Linked DNA regions of Homo sapiens: region 2 is linked to region 1. The links are chromatin contacts, found by Hi-C in ENCODE. All regions are on one chromosome and are shown on one strand. The core of a region is the stretch at or near the end of the contact, and the rest is flanking DNA. Distances in the headings are between cores, read along the strand shown. Region 1 overlaps LINC02250 (long intergenic non-protein coding RNA 2250). Region 2 overlaps ATP10A (ATPase phospholipid transporting 10A (putative)).

Region 1 (6,075 bases), core at 2,181-4,680:
TCCACAGTCTTGTAGGCCAATTCCTTAAAAATAAATCTCACTGTATATACACATCCTGTTGTTTCTGTTTCTCTGGAGAATTCTGATTAATATGCTAGAAAACCTTACTGAAAGAAATGAAAGAAGACCAAAATAAATGAAAAGATGTTCCATGTTTAGAGGTTGAAAAGTTCGTATTGTTTAGATGTCAATTCCTCCCGTATCTTTTGATGAATTCAGATATAGCTAAACAGTTTTTTTAAAGAGATGAAATTGAGAAGCTGATTTTAAAATATATATGAAAAGACAAAGGACCTGAAAGAAACAGAATACTTAATGAAGAAGAGCAAAGTTCAAGGATTTCAAGAATTCTTTTGAAGCTACAGTAGTTCAGATAGACTGGTATTAGAGGAAGGATGGACAAAGAGAACAGTGGAATAGAACAGAGGATCCAGAAATAGACCCACATGTGGTTTACCACGAAGGTGCTGCTGCTATTCAGATGGAAACAGATGGTCTGGATAATAAACAGAGCAACTGGATACCTGTATGGAAAAAAGAAAACACCTTACCCATATCTTACCCTAAAAATGAAAATTAGTTTAAGTTGGGTCATATACCTAAATGTGAAAGCTAAAACAATTCTGGAAGGAGATAAGAGAGAATGTTTTCATGATCTTGTTTTTCTGAGGTCTTGCTCTGTCTCCCAGCTTGGAGTGCAGTAGCACGATATTAGCTCACTGCAGCTTCAAACTCCTGAACTCAAGCCATCTTCCCACCTCAGCCTCCCACCTCAGCCTTCCAAGTAGCAGGGACTACAGGTGCATGCCACCACACCTGGCTAATTTTTTTTTATTTTCTGTAGAGATGGGGACTCACTTTGTTGTTCAGGCTGGCCTCAACCTCTTGGCTTCAAGCAATCCTCCCACACTGGCCTCCCAAAGTGTTGGGATTATAGGCATTAAGCCACCATACTTGGCCTTCATTTTCTTAATGGACTTAGAAGAGCCTTTTGTAAAACTTGTTTTTACAATTTCTTTTTTAAAAAATCTAAATTGCATAATTGACAAATAATAATTGTATATATTTGTGAAGTATAATGTGAAGTTTGGAGTGGCATGATTAAATCAAGCTAATTAACCTGTCCACCACATCACTTATCATTTTCTGTGGTGAGGCATTTGGTATTTACTTTTAGCGGTTTTGAAATATACAATACATTAACTATATTCACCATGCTGTGCAATAGATCTCAGAAGCTTATTCTTCCTATGTAACTGAAACTTTGTACCCTTTAAACAACCTCTACCCATTCCCCTTCCCCCATGCCCCAGCCCCTGCTAGCCACGATTTTATTCACCATATCTACGAGTTCAACATTTTCAGATTACATATATATAAGTGAGATCATGCTGTATTTGTCTTCCTGTGCCTGGCTTATTTTGTTTTTTACAGGTTCATTCTTCACTGTGAACTCAGAAGTTCACTGCCCCATTGATCTTGAGAAAAATGAAATGTGTGCCATGCTGCAGGAAAGTTAGGAAGGCCTTGGGGTGGATCTTGACAGGCTCATGTTCACCCTGCACATGACTTTGCTTCCCTGCCTCCTAATCTCCGACCCACACCTCATTCTCTTCTCCCTAACCCCTCCCCTATTCTATGTGCCTCAGGGTACAATAGCCTCATGCCCCCCTACAGGAGCTGGCTTTGATTCATCTAATAGGATTTATGCGATCCCACAGCCTGATCTTACCCCAGTGGCTGGCCCTTTACCCAAGTCTATGGCATTCCCTGGATGAAAAACTTGCTTCGGAAATGGGCCTATAGCCTGATTTTGGCCAGTGTGATGGAAGCGGGGCTGTAGGCACCTTCTGGGTAGTGTAGCTCCAGACTTTAAGTCTCTGGAACTACAGAAGCCATTTTGCCGTGGTTCAGAGGGCAGAGGGACAGAAAGAGCCAGTCCACGGGGTCATTGTTGAGTCATTGGATGAAACCCACCCTGAAGACTCTACCAGTCAGGATGAGCAAGAAGATGGGGTGATCTCAAACCATGACCTCAGCATCAACTCGCAAAAGTTAGTTTCTCACTCATGGCCAGCTGTGGGCCTGCGTGGGCTCCAGGGCTGTGCTCCCTGATGGGTGGCAGTGCATTCCAGGCTGTCCTGTGCACCTTCATATCAATGTGTGACTCCACGATGACCTGCCATGGGGAGAAAGGTGGAGACTTACACCCTGGTTCTTAATGCTCCCCCAAAGTAACACACATCATTTTTATTGTTGGTCCTGAAATATGCTTAACTCCAAGGGGTCTCACGTCTGGGAAGGAGATTTTGCAAAGTGCTAGGAATGCCTATGTAGGAGTGAAGGAGAAACTTCCCTTTGGCCCTCTGAAGGCTTGCTGAAAATCAACTGACGAAAGGCAGATTAACAGAGAAAAAAGACAAACAAATGTATTAATGTGCACAGGGGACAATCACAGAGTGATCACCCACTTACTCGGTGCCCTACAGAAGCTCATTTACCCTTTCCTAGGGGTGGAGGTGATGGGAAATGTAGATGATCTTTTGATGGGCAGGAAATCATTAGGGAAGATGAATGGACCCCAAAGGCAGGAGGCAGATGCTCTGGGAAAGTGGGGTCAGAGCTGCACAGGAACAAAGGTTGTCTTATTCTGCAGGTAAAGCCCCCCAGGTAATCTCTTGGAGCTGCTCTTAGAAGAATAGATGAAAAGTCCGTCTGGGCACAGTGAGGACTCTGAGTCTTTTCTCTTCTGTGCTTGATCGTCCTGCTTCTTTAATGAGATTCCTAAGGAGGGAGTCTTAAGACAATTGCATTTAAGCTTTCTTAGATAAGGAAATTCTAGAGAAGAGTCCCTCTTGGTGCTTCAGGAAAGAGTATCAGGGAGACAAAGAGGTGGGGAAAAAGTCAGAGAGAAACCTTGACCCTAAGGCTTATTTTGGAGGCCTTTCAATTGTCAAAGCACTCCGCATGCCAAAGCGCCATATTTTGGGGAATCATTTCCTGTGCCCCAACACCTATCACTGGATCTTCCTTCCAGACTGTGATTCAGGCCAACACTCCCCTTTGTGGTTGAGGTAGCTAAAATTAGGATTTCTGTGGTTATTTTTAACCAAAAGCATCTGACATTTTAACTGAAGCAATTGTTATCATTTTCATTCAAGGGGTGAGGAGATTATCAATATGCTGGGAGCTCAGCTGGGCATGCATTTCTGGATCCTCACTCAGGGAGAAAAACTCACCGACTGTGCGATTGGCAGCAGCTACAAACCAGCACAGTCTGCAGGTCACAGTGACAAGTTTCAAATAGAAACCTGGCATCCAAAAATATACAGCTTTGGCCACGAAAGCATGGGGTTATTCCAAAGTATTCTGAGGCTAGTCTTGCTGGCGCCCACAGTGGCCTATTCTGAGGCATGTTTTAAATAAGAGTCCTGGCAGCAGGCCTCCAAGCTTCAGAAATATAAGCTGGTTCCTCTCATCAGTCACTGACTGTCTCTCCGAATGTTGTCGAATCTGGATGTTCTCAGCAGTTCAATTGTTCTTCACATTGTCCTTTGTGCGAGCCAAGGAACTGAACTTTCTAAGTAAAGATTTAAAAAGCATCCTTGCAATGAAGGTAGAAGGTCTACTGGCTGGGTTGAGCCTCTCTGCTGTCTTCAATGGCATCTGGAACTCAAAAGGCACCTGGAAGCATTTTCCACCTTCCATACATGGGTGCCAGTGTTCAGGCCTGTGCCAGGGTCCCAGGGTCAGGGTCGCCAGGCTCTGCCTTCTCCTGGGATAACTGTTGGCTCCACCCACGATACTATCAGTGCAGTGTTCCTGAGCAAACGTTCAATGGGCAGCATGCAGAAGCCACTTTTGGAATTCCCCCATATGTCTTTTCTTTCCATCTAGCTTCAGAAATATATGTAAACATGTGGAAACCTTGCTTAAAATGAGCTCAATTCTGTGACGTGCTCTCTAAAAAGCATAAATGTATAATGAGAATACATTTAGTCGTGGAATTTAGGGCCATAAAAATGACTCTCTCATCCCGACGACCTCACCTGCCCTCAAGCAGGCTATGCCCTGGCACTCGCCCATGCAGGAGGCAGGTTGGATGCCCTCATCCTCCAAGACACAGATTGGGGATGAGCCTGCAAGCTCCTGCTTCCTCCACGGAGCTGACACAGCTCTCAAAAACACACAGGGCACTGCCCACAGGGCTTCTGTGGGTCGGCCTTGGGCTCACCAATCACATTCATGCCTGATGCCTTGTTGTTCCTTTCCATTGTTACACGTTGGTAGCCCAGCCAGATCAAAAGGAGCCATTTCCATGTTAAAACACAGTCCACCCATCTGTCTTTTGCCTCTTCAGGCTACAGTTCTCGCCCCTGCAGGGACGGTCAAGGGCTCCAGCAGGTGATGTCTCTCTCTGGCCTTCCTGACTCCCCTGACCCTACATTTCAAGGACATCTGTGCAGCCCCTTTCTTATGCCTCCTCCCCTGATCACAATAGTCTAGTTCATGTCAGAGTTCCTGAGTTAAATGCCACATGAACTGTTCTCTAGCATACCAAGCTTCTTTTGTCACTGAATTTTGATAAGGACTCCCTCCTAGCCAGGCTCCTGGAACCCTCTTCTTAACTAAGCCTTGTCCTTGGCCTGCTAAGCCCAGTTTCAATCCCCACCTTTGACAACTCATCAAATTCCTCTTAGTAATTTTTCATCCATTGATCCTGTCTCCTTGCCCGTTGGCTACAAATCCCCAGATGTCATTGCTGTACTTGGAGTTGAGTTCTGTCTCTCTCCCTTATTGCGATAGTCTTGACCCTTAGTGAAATAAGGAAAATGCAAGCCTAAAACAACGAGGCAGAGAACACAAACTGATAAAGCAGCATCCGGGATCTGGCCATAAGTATACAGAATGGCAAGGGCAGATGTTTTTTAACTAGAAAAGATTCCTAATTCTCTTCTTAAAAATAAAATGAAGCCAGGAAAATAAAGGTCTTTAAAAATTAACCTGCTTCTACACACACACACACACACACACACACACACACACACACAAAGTGATTAATTTCCAAACCAGGAGCATAACACTGAAGCGGCATTGTTGTCTGGGGTAAATACCCAAGGTTTGGTGCCTCATGCCAAGGAAATCAAGGACACGGACACACGTGGAATGGGATTAAGAGTGGAACTTTCATAGGCAAAAGAAAGAGAAAGAGAAGGAGAATAGCTCTCTCTCTTGCAAGTGAGAGGGGCGCCTCAATGGGACTTCCAGCATATGGCAGAATGCACCACATTTTATAGACAGGCTTGAGAGGTGGTGTTTGATTTACACATGACCCAAAGATTGGTTGGACCCGTTGTGACATTGAGAGGTGAAGCCCGCTGGGCTTCTGGGTCGGGTGGGGACTTGGAGAACTTTTCTGTCTAGCTAAAGAATTGTAAATGCACCAATCAGTGCTCTGTGTCTAGCTAAAGGTTTGCAAACGCACCAATCAGCACTCTATAAAAACGGACCAATCAGCACTCTGTAAAACGGACCACTCAGCACTCTGTAAAATGGACCAATCAGCTCTCTGTAAAACGGACCAATCAGCAGGATGTGGGTGGGGCCAAATAAGGGAATAAAAGCAGGCCACCCAAGCCAGCAGTGGCAATCTGCTGGGTCCTGTGCGACACTGTGGAAAGTTTATCATTCAGGTTTTTGCAATAAATCTTATTGCTGTTCACTGTTTGGGTCTGCACTACCTTTATGAGCTGTAACACTCACCACAAAGGTCTGCAGCTTCACTCCTAAAGCCATGGAGACCACAAACTTCACTGTTGAAGCCAGCCTGACCACGAACCCATGGGGAGGATCAAACGACTCTATACGTGACACCTTTAAGAGCTGTAATGCACCCTGCGAAGGTCTGCGGCTTCACTTTTAGAGTCAGAAGTGAAGACTCTCCTGGAGACCAGCAAGAGGACGAACCCACCAGAAGGAAGAAACTCCAGACTCATCGGAACATATGAAGGAACAAACTGGATACACCATCTTTAAGAACTGTAACACTCACCCCAAGGGTCTGCGGCTTCATTC
Region 2 (6,137 bases), core at 3,130-5,629, 130 kb before region 1:
AATGTTATCAAGAAAATCTTAAGGAAGAGAAAATATATTTACTATTCATTAAGTGAAAGCGGATCTTCACTGACTCTTTCCTTGGTCGTGTCTATTCTCCCATTGGGCCCATCCAGAGAGTTTTCAAAAATAAACTTTATATATAGAATTGTTTCAAATTTAGAGAAAAACTGTGAGGATAGTACAGACTTATTTCTCATGTATGCCATACATAATTTATTGTTACTGATCTTACATTAGCCTAGTACATTTATCACATTAAGGAGCCAATGTTGATACATCATTACTTTCTGAAGTTCATACATTGCCTTAGTTTTTACCTAGTGTCCTTTTTTTGTTCTGGGATCCCATCCAGAACACTACATTACATTTTGTCATCATGCCTCCTTACACTCTTCTTGGCTGTGACACTTCGGTAAACTTTCTTTATTTTTAATCATTTTGACCATTTTGAAGAGTGCTGGCCAGGTATTTTGTAGAATGCCCTTATATTGGGATTTGTCTGATGTTTTTCTTATCACTAAAGTGGAGCTAAGGGTTTTAGGGAGGACAGCCACAGAGGTCAAGTGCCATTTTCATCATATCCTATCAAGGGTACATGCTGTCAACACCATGTCACTGTTGGGGTTGACCTTTCAGTCACTGTACTCTTTGCCTCTTCCCATACTGAATTCTTCCGAAGGAAGTCACTGTGCACAGCTCACAGTTAAGGAGTGTGGAGTTATAGTTTTCTCCTTGAGGGCAGAGTATCTACATAGATGATTTAGAATCCAGTGAGCTTTTTATTTCAGTTAATGTATTTCTGTCACAAATTTCTATTTGGTTCTCTGAAATATCTTCCTTCTTTTTGGCCAAGACTGTCTGTCTCTCTGTTCATTTCCAGCATGTTCAATCTTACTTCTTGGAACTTTTGGATAATGGCTGTTTTCGTCTTTCTTTGTCGATAATGTCAGTATCTGTGTCATCTTGACATTGGCTTCTGTGGATTGTCTTTTTCCACAGAGTTAAGATTTTCCTGGTTCTTTGTATGCTAAGAAGTTTTGGATTGTATCATGGGCATTTCGAATATTATGTTATGACACTGGCCATTTTTAATTTCTATGGAGAATGTGGATTTTTTTTAAGCAGGTGATCAACCCTGTGGGGTTTGGGCTGTGAGCTCTGGGTGTTGGTTTCAAAGGCAGATGTGTTTATAAGACCTAGTCTTGCATTTTTGCCCTCCAGAGGTCACCTTGGAACTTGGGTGGCAGTCTGTTGCAGAGTTTGCCTCTCAAAGGCTTTGTTATGGGTGAGCCCAGGAATTCATTAACAACATTATGGGGTCAGTTAGCCAAGCTTCTCTTTACAATTTTTCCAGCGCCTCTGGTTCCCCAAGAATCCCCTTTTCAGTCTTCTGGCAGGAAAGCTGGAGTGTGTCACCTTCTTCTTCCCATATTTCCTGCCCTTCTCCTGCATCCAGCGCCAAGTGGGGGCAGAATAGAAGACAGAGCACCACAGGCTCTGTTGGAAAGGAGGGTCTAGCTCCCTTGGAGTCTGCGGCAGCAGACATTTCTGCCACTGCCATTCCTGCATAGCCACGGTAGCAGAATTGCCTGGGACTGAGTTCAAAATAATAGACGAAAAAGAATAAATAAAATTGGAGACTTCCTCATCTTCTCAGAGCACTGGGAACCCCCTTTTCACTCCTCAAGCCAGAGCTAGAAGGTATCTCCTGGAGCTCTCTCTGTCATTGCCTTGGAGCCCACGTCCAGGTTCCCTGGTGCCTTGGGCTAAGCCAGGGGCTACCAGAGTGACAGTGACATACCCACCACCCATTCAGTGTCCTTAGCACACTTGTCTCCTCTCCCGGTCCATCGGCTGCTACTCCCTCTCAGAGCTCTGCAGTAATGAGCCTATGCGTCCTGCCCAAGTGCCGCCTGAAGTCAGTGGGAGCAACGGGATGAAGGAGGAGTCTCCACTGCTGTGGGAGTCCAGGGAGCTCATGGAGTTCCTGTGATGGCATCCTGCATTCTCCTCAAGGCCTTCCCCAGTTACTGCCATATCCCACCCCATGCCCTGGAAGCAAAGCTCTCCCTCTCCTATCCATCTCCACACTTTCGCACATCCTGGTTGGTGATTTGCTGCAGCCATGAGTGTGTGTGCATCAGCTGTCTGTTCCCCCTACGGCAGTAACTGTGTCTTTTCAGTCTTCTTTTCTCTAGTCTGGCTTCATTTTCTGAATACAAAGGATCCTCAGTAAGCGTGTGTTGAACACAGCTGGATTTCCGTGGTGTGTTGCAGGGCACTGGTCACTGACCCAGCAGACTCACGGTCTGCGGAGGATCAGGAGCTGCCCAGGCTCCCCGGAGCGTGTTTGTTCCTGGAGACGGTGGTCCCTCCTGTGCCTCCAGCTCCTGCCCCTGATCCCTAGTGCTGCTACCACCGTAGGTTTTCCTCCTTTCTCTGGAATCCAGATCAAGTTTTGCCTATTAAAAGCCTCCGTAATTGTGCTTTTTTTTTTTTCTTTTCCTGGCAGAATTGGAGAACTTAGGGAGGATACTGAAAATTGCATTTCTTTAGGGGCTAATCATAACAAAGCCTTTTGCAGAGCTTTGTGTCCTGCAGTTAGTCCTTGGGGGGTTAGGTAAGGGCCTCTGAGAACTATCAAGAAGTACATGGAGGGCCTTCAGTCTAACTATCCAGCAATTTCACAATAATACAGTATGGCCTCCCAAAGTGAAGATGGTCCATTCCAACCTCTGCACTGTATCATGGGTGATCAAGTAAGATCTTAGAGAAACCTAGACCAGTTCAGTCTCTTTTTTTTGAGACAGAGTCTCGCTCTGTCGCCTAGGCTGGAGTGCAGTGGCATGATCTTGGCTCACTGCAAGCTCCGCCTCCCAGGTTCATGCCATTCTCCTGCCTCAGCCTCCCGAGTAGCTGGGACTACAGGCACCCACCACCACGCCTGGCTAATTTTTTTGTATTTTTAGTAGAGACGGGGTTTCACCGTGTTAGCCAGGATGGTCTTGATCTCCTGACCTCGTGATCCACCCGCCTCGGCCTCCCAAAGTGCTGGGATTACAGGAGTGAGCCACCCACGGTGCCTGGCCACCAATTCAGTCTCTTCTCTGGGGAAAGTCATCCTCTCCGGCTGAACTTCACAGTTTCTGGAGGGTGGCCTCTGGGCAGGCGGGTACTGCAGCCTGGAGCCCGGAAGGATGTCAGCTCCAGAGGTGTTGAGCCAGGGCGGGGATGTTTGTGGCATGACTCTGAGGGAACTGCGCTGTCCTCTCATGTCCCTTTCAGGAGGCGTGTGCAGCCCTGCTAGACCAGTGCCTATGCTACGTGCAGTCCAGAGGCCTCCAGAGAGCCCCTGAGAAGACCAAGGGCAAAGTGAGCATGAGGTTCTCCTCTCTCTGCCCACCCTCCACGTCCACTGCCTCTGGCCGCAGACCCAGCCTCGTGATCGATGGGAGAAGCCTGGCCTACGCTCTCGAGAAAAACCTGGAGGACAAATTCCTCTTCCTTGCCAAGCAGTGCCGCTCCGTCCTCTGCTGTCGGTCGACGCCTCTGCAGAAGAGCATGGTGGTGAAGCTGGTGCGGAGCAAGCTCAAGGCCATGACCCTGGCCATAGGCAAGTATCCCAGCTGGCCAGACGGCCTCCTCCCAGCTGGACCCAAACTTCCTCTACCCTTCCATGCTACACCACGAGATGGGAAAACACTTCCTCACCTTTCTTTCTGTGTGTAAAATCACACCCAGTGTGATAGAGCAGGCAACATGTTCCGAAGGTAAAGTTTACATTGGAAAGCCACAAAAGAGAGTAGCAGAGTTACAGGTTCATGCTGCAAGGTCAGTAATCCGGTGCTGCTTTACGGCAACAAGATGGAGCTTACCCTGTTTCTCAGGAGACAGCACACAAGAGACCTGCCTGTCCCAGTCTGTCCTGGCCACAGCAGAGGGCACTACACACTCAGCCTTAGCCCAGGCCAACTTAGAAGGTCCTTTGCAGCTGCTTCTGGTCACCATGAGCCTCCGGGTGTCCAAGGCTTTGTAACGCCCTAAGGGCCCAGAGGCTTGGTGACCAGAATTCCCACTGCCTCCTGTCAGCTGTGCTGATGGTTCTGGGACAGGCTTCTGAGTAAATAAGTCCATCATCAGATACGCATCACTGCTCAGTTTTACACCAGTTATTTAAGGACTGTGTTTCTCATGGTGGTTTTTCCTGGCAGACACTGTTGGCCTGGAGAGCCCTGTCTGCTCCTCTCCAGGGAGGGGATGGTGGCCACTCGCCTCCTTCCAGGACATCCTCTCTGCCCACTTCTAGTGCAGGCAGAGTCTCTAGCACAGGTTCAGGGGCTCAGCAGCACCACCTCCTGGTGAGGGCCAGGAAGGAAGCAGTGGCCGTGACCCCCACATGCCAACAATTGGGCCTCCCTGTAAATAGAATCTACTCCTAGGTGAGAACTGGATCAGAAATCAAGTACCCTCGCCAATCAATCAGCCAGTGTTGGCAGTATTTTCTGCAAAAGGTCTGTGACAGCCCCTGCTTGTTGACATGGAGATTGCTGCCTGTTCACAGTGGGCACCTCACCTGGCCAGAGGAGACCGCTGTTGAGCCTGGGTTACAGTGGCAGTGAGGAGAGCGAGCACTGGCCTGAACACGGTCGTCATGGGGACCCTGCCCTACACACCCTGAGGCCAGTAACCGCTAAGGAGAGTGGGCACAGGGCACGTGTTCAGGAGGCCCGGGGAACCTAACAGCCATGGCCTGTCCTGAGGCCATCTTTGCCTTCATGTGCCTGGGGTGGCCCTCAGGTTTCCCTGAGGAGCTGGAAACGGTCTTCAGGCTGACCTGCACCACCCCTGTCCCAGCCTCCTCCTCTGAGCGTCAGCGTCCTTCCCTGGGAGCACGAGGACAACGTCAGCCCTGAAAGGCCACAGTACACAGTAAGACGTGAATGATGTTTCCCTGGCCTGGCCAGTGCCTGCCTCAGCCGCGTAGCCACTGGTGTCTGGTATTCCTGAAGAAGTGGAAGGAAATCCTTGGCAGATTAAAAAGAAAAGGAAACACAGAATGGAATCTCAAAAGAAAACGGGAAAGTAATGACCCATAAGAACATCAGCACATGGCTGGGCACGTGGTTCACACCAGTCATCTCAACAGTTTGGGAGGCCAAGGCAGGAAGATCACTTGAGCCCGGGAGTTTGAGACCAGCCTGGGCAACATAGTGAGTCCCCATCTCTACAAAAAATAAAAAAAATTAGCTGTGTGTGGTGGCACACACCTGCAGTCTCAGCTACTTGAGAGGCTGAGGTGGGAGGCTCACCTGAGCCCAGGAGGTCAAGGCTGCAGTGAACCGTGATCACACCACTACACTCCAGCCTAGGCAATAGAGTGAGAGACCCTGTCTCAAAAAAAGAAAAAAAAAACTGCTGGGGCAACATGGTGGGCGAAACCCCATCTGTACTAAAAATGCAAAACCTGGCTGGGTGTGGTGGCATGTACCTGTAGTCCTACCTACTCAGGAGGCTGAAGTGGGAGGATCACTTGAGCCCAGGAGGTTGAGGCTGCAGTGAGCCATGATCATGCCACTGCACTCCCACCTAGCCTGGGTGACAGAGTGAGACCCTGTCTCAAAAGAAAAAGAAAGAAAGAAAGAATGCGTTAAAGCATCAATGTGACCTACTCCTAGTGCCCAGTGGTTTATAATGTAGAGAGCATCGTTGCATACCATATCTCATGTTTTACCGTATCTCATTTTAAATGGGACATTCTGGGGAAAGCTGTACAGATTTTTATTGCTTCAGAGAATTCCAATTTGATATATATTAACTGATCAGTTAATATTGGTCTCAACATTATAAAGAACAGGAAAATCACAGGGAAGAGACATCCTGTAGTCACACTACAAGTCATTCTAACTTTGTGTATCTGCACCTTTTCTCATTTGTGCAACTTGGGATGTATGCCCTGATTTGGGCTCTTCTGCTGCCCAGTTCCAAGAATGGTGACCGTCACGGAGTGATAACAACTTTATGACTCTGCTGTCCTTTCCCCGAAGGTGTCCAGATATCTGACCATGCTCTGTGTTCCTAAACATTTTCTATCAACAAATTGACAGAATGAAGAGAAGTTCTCCTTTATTGCACCC

The links. A loop is a pair of places that touch in the nucleus more often than their neighbours do. Pooled maps may share reads with other maps.
Region 2: a map of heart right ventricle shows a loop between it and region 1 (4-fold over the local background). The contact joins two enhancer-like sites. A Hi-C loop is called at or near these places in 7 of 168 maps with a recorded cell type or tissue (Right ventricle myocardium inferior, ascending aorta, heart left ventricle and 1 more) and 6 of 50 pooled maps.

What each region holds. Positions count from the first base shown.
Region 1 is chr15:25,566,251-25,572,325 of GRCh38, reverse strand. The region is part of intron 1 of LINC02250 (long intergenic non-protein coding RNA 2250); the gene reads left to right. Among named protein-coding and RNA genes, the nearest start is that of LINC02250, 9.5 kb to the left of the region's middle. Within about 2 kb of position 3,430, at least 7 of the 41 ENCODE cell types and tissues checked have a DNase peak (open chromatin) inside an H3K27ac peak, as active enhancers do; they include ascending aorta, where a contact is called at or near this core.
Region 2 is chr15:25,692,298-25,698,434 of GRCh38, reverse strand. ATP10A (ATPase phospholipid transporting 10A (putative)) reads left to right here. Exons shown (of 21, transcript NM_024490.4): 14 at 3,289-3,616. Among named protein-coding and RNA genes, the nearest start is that of LINC02250, 120 kb to the right of the region's middle. RefSeq lists enhancers at 1,222-1,768, 2,755-3,255. Within about 2 kb of position 4,379, at least 2 of the 41 ENCODE cell types and tissues checked have a DNase peak (open chromatin) inside an H3K27ac peak, as active enhancers do; they include ascending aorta, where a contact is called at or near this core.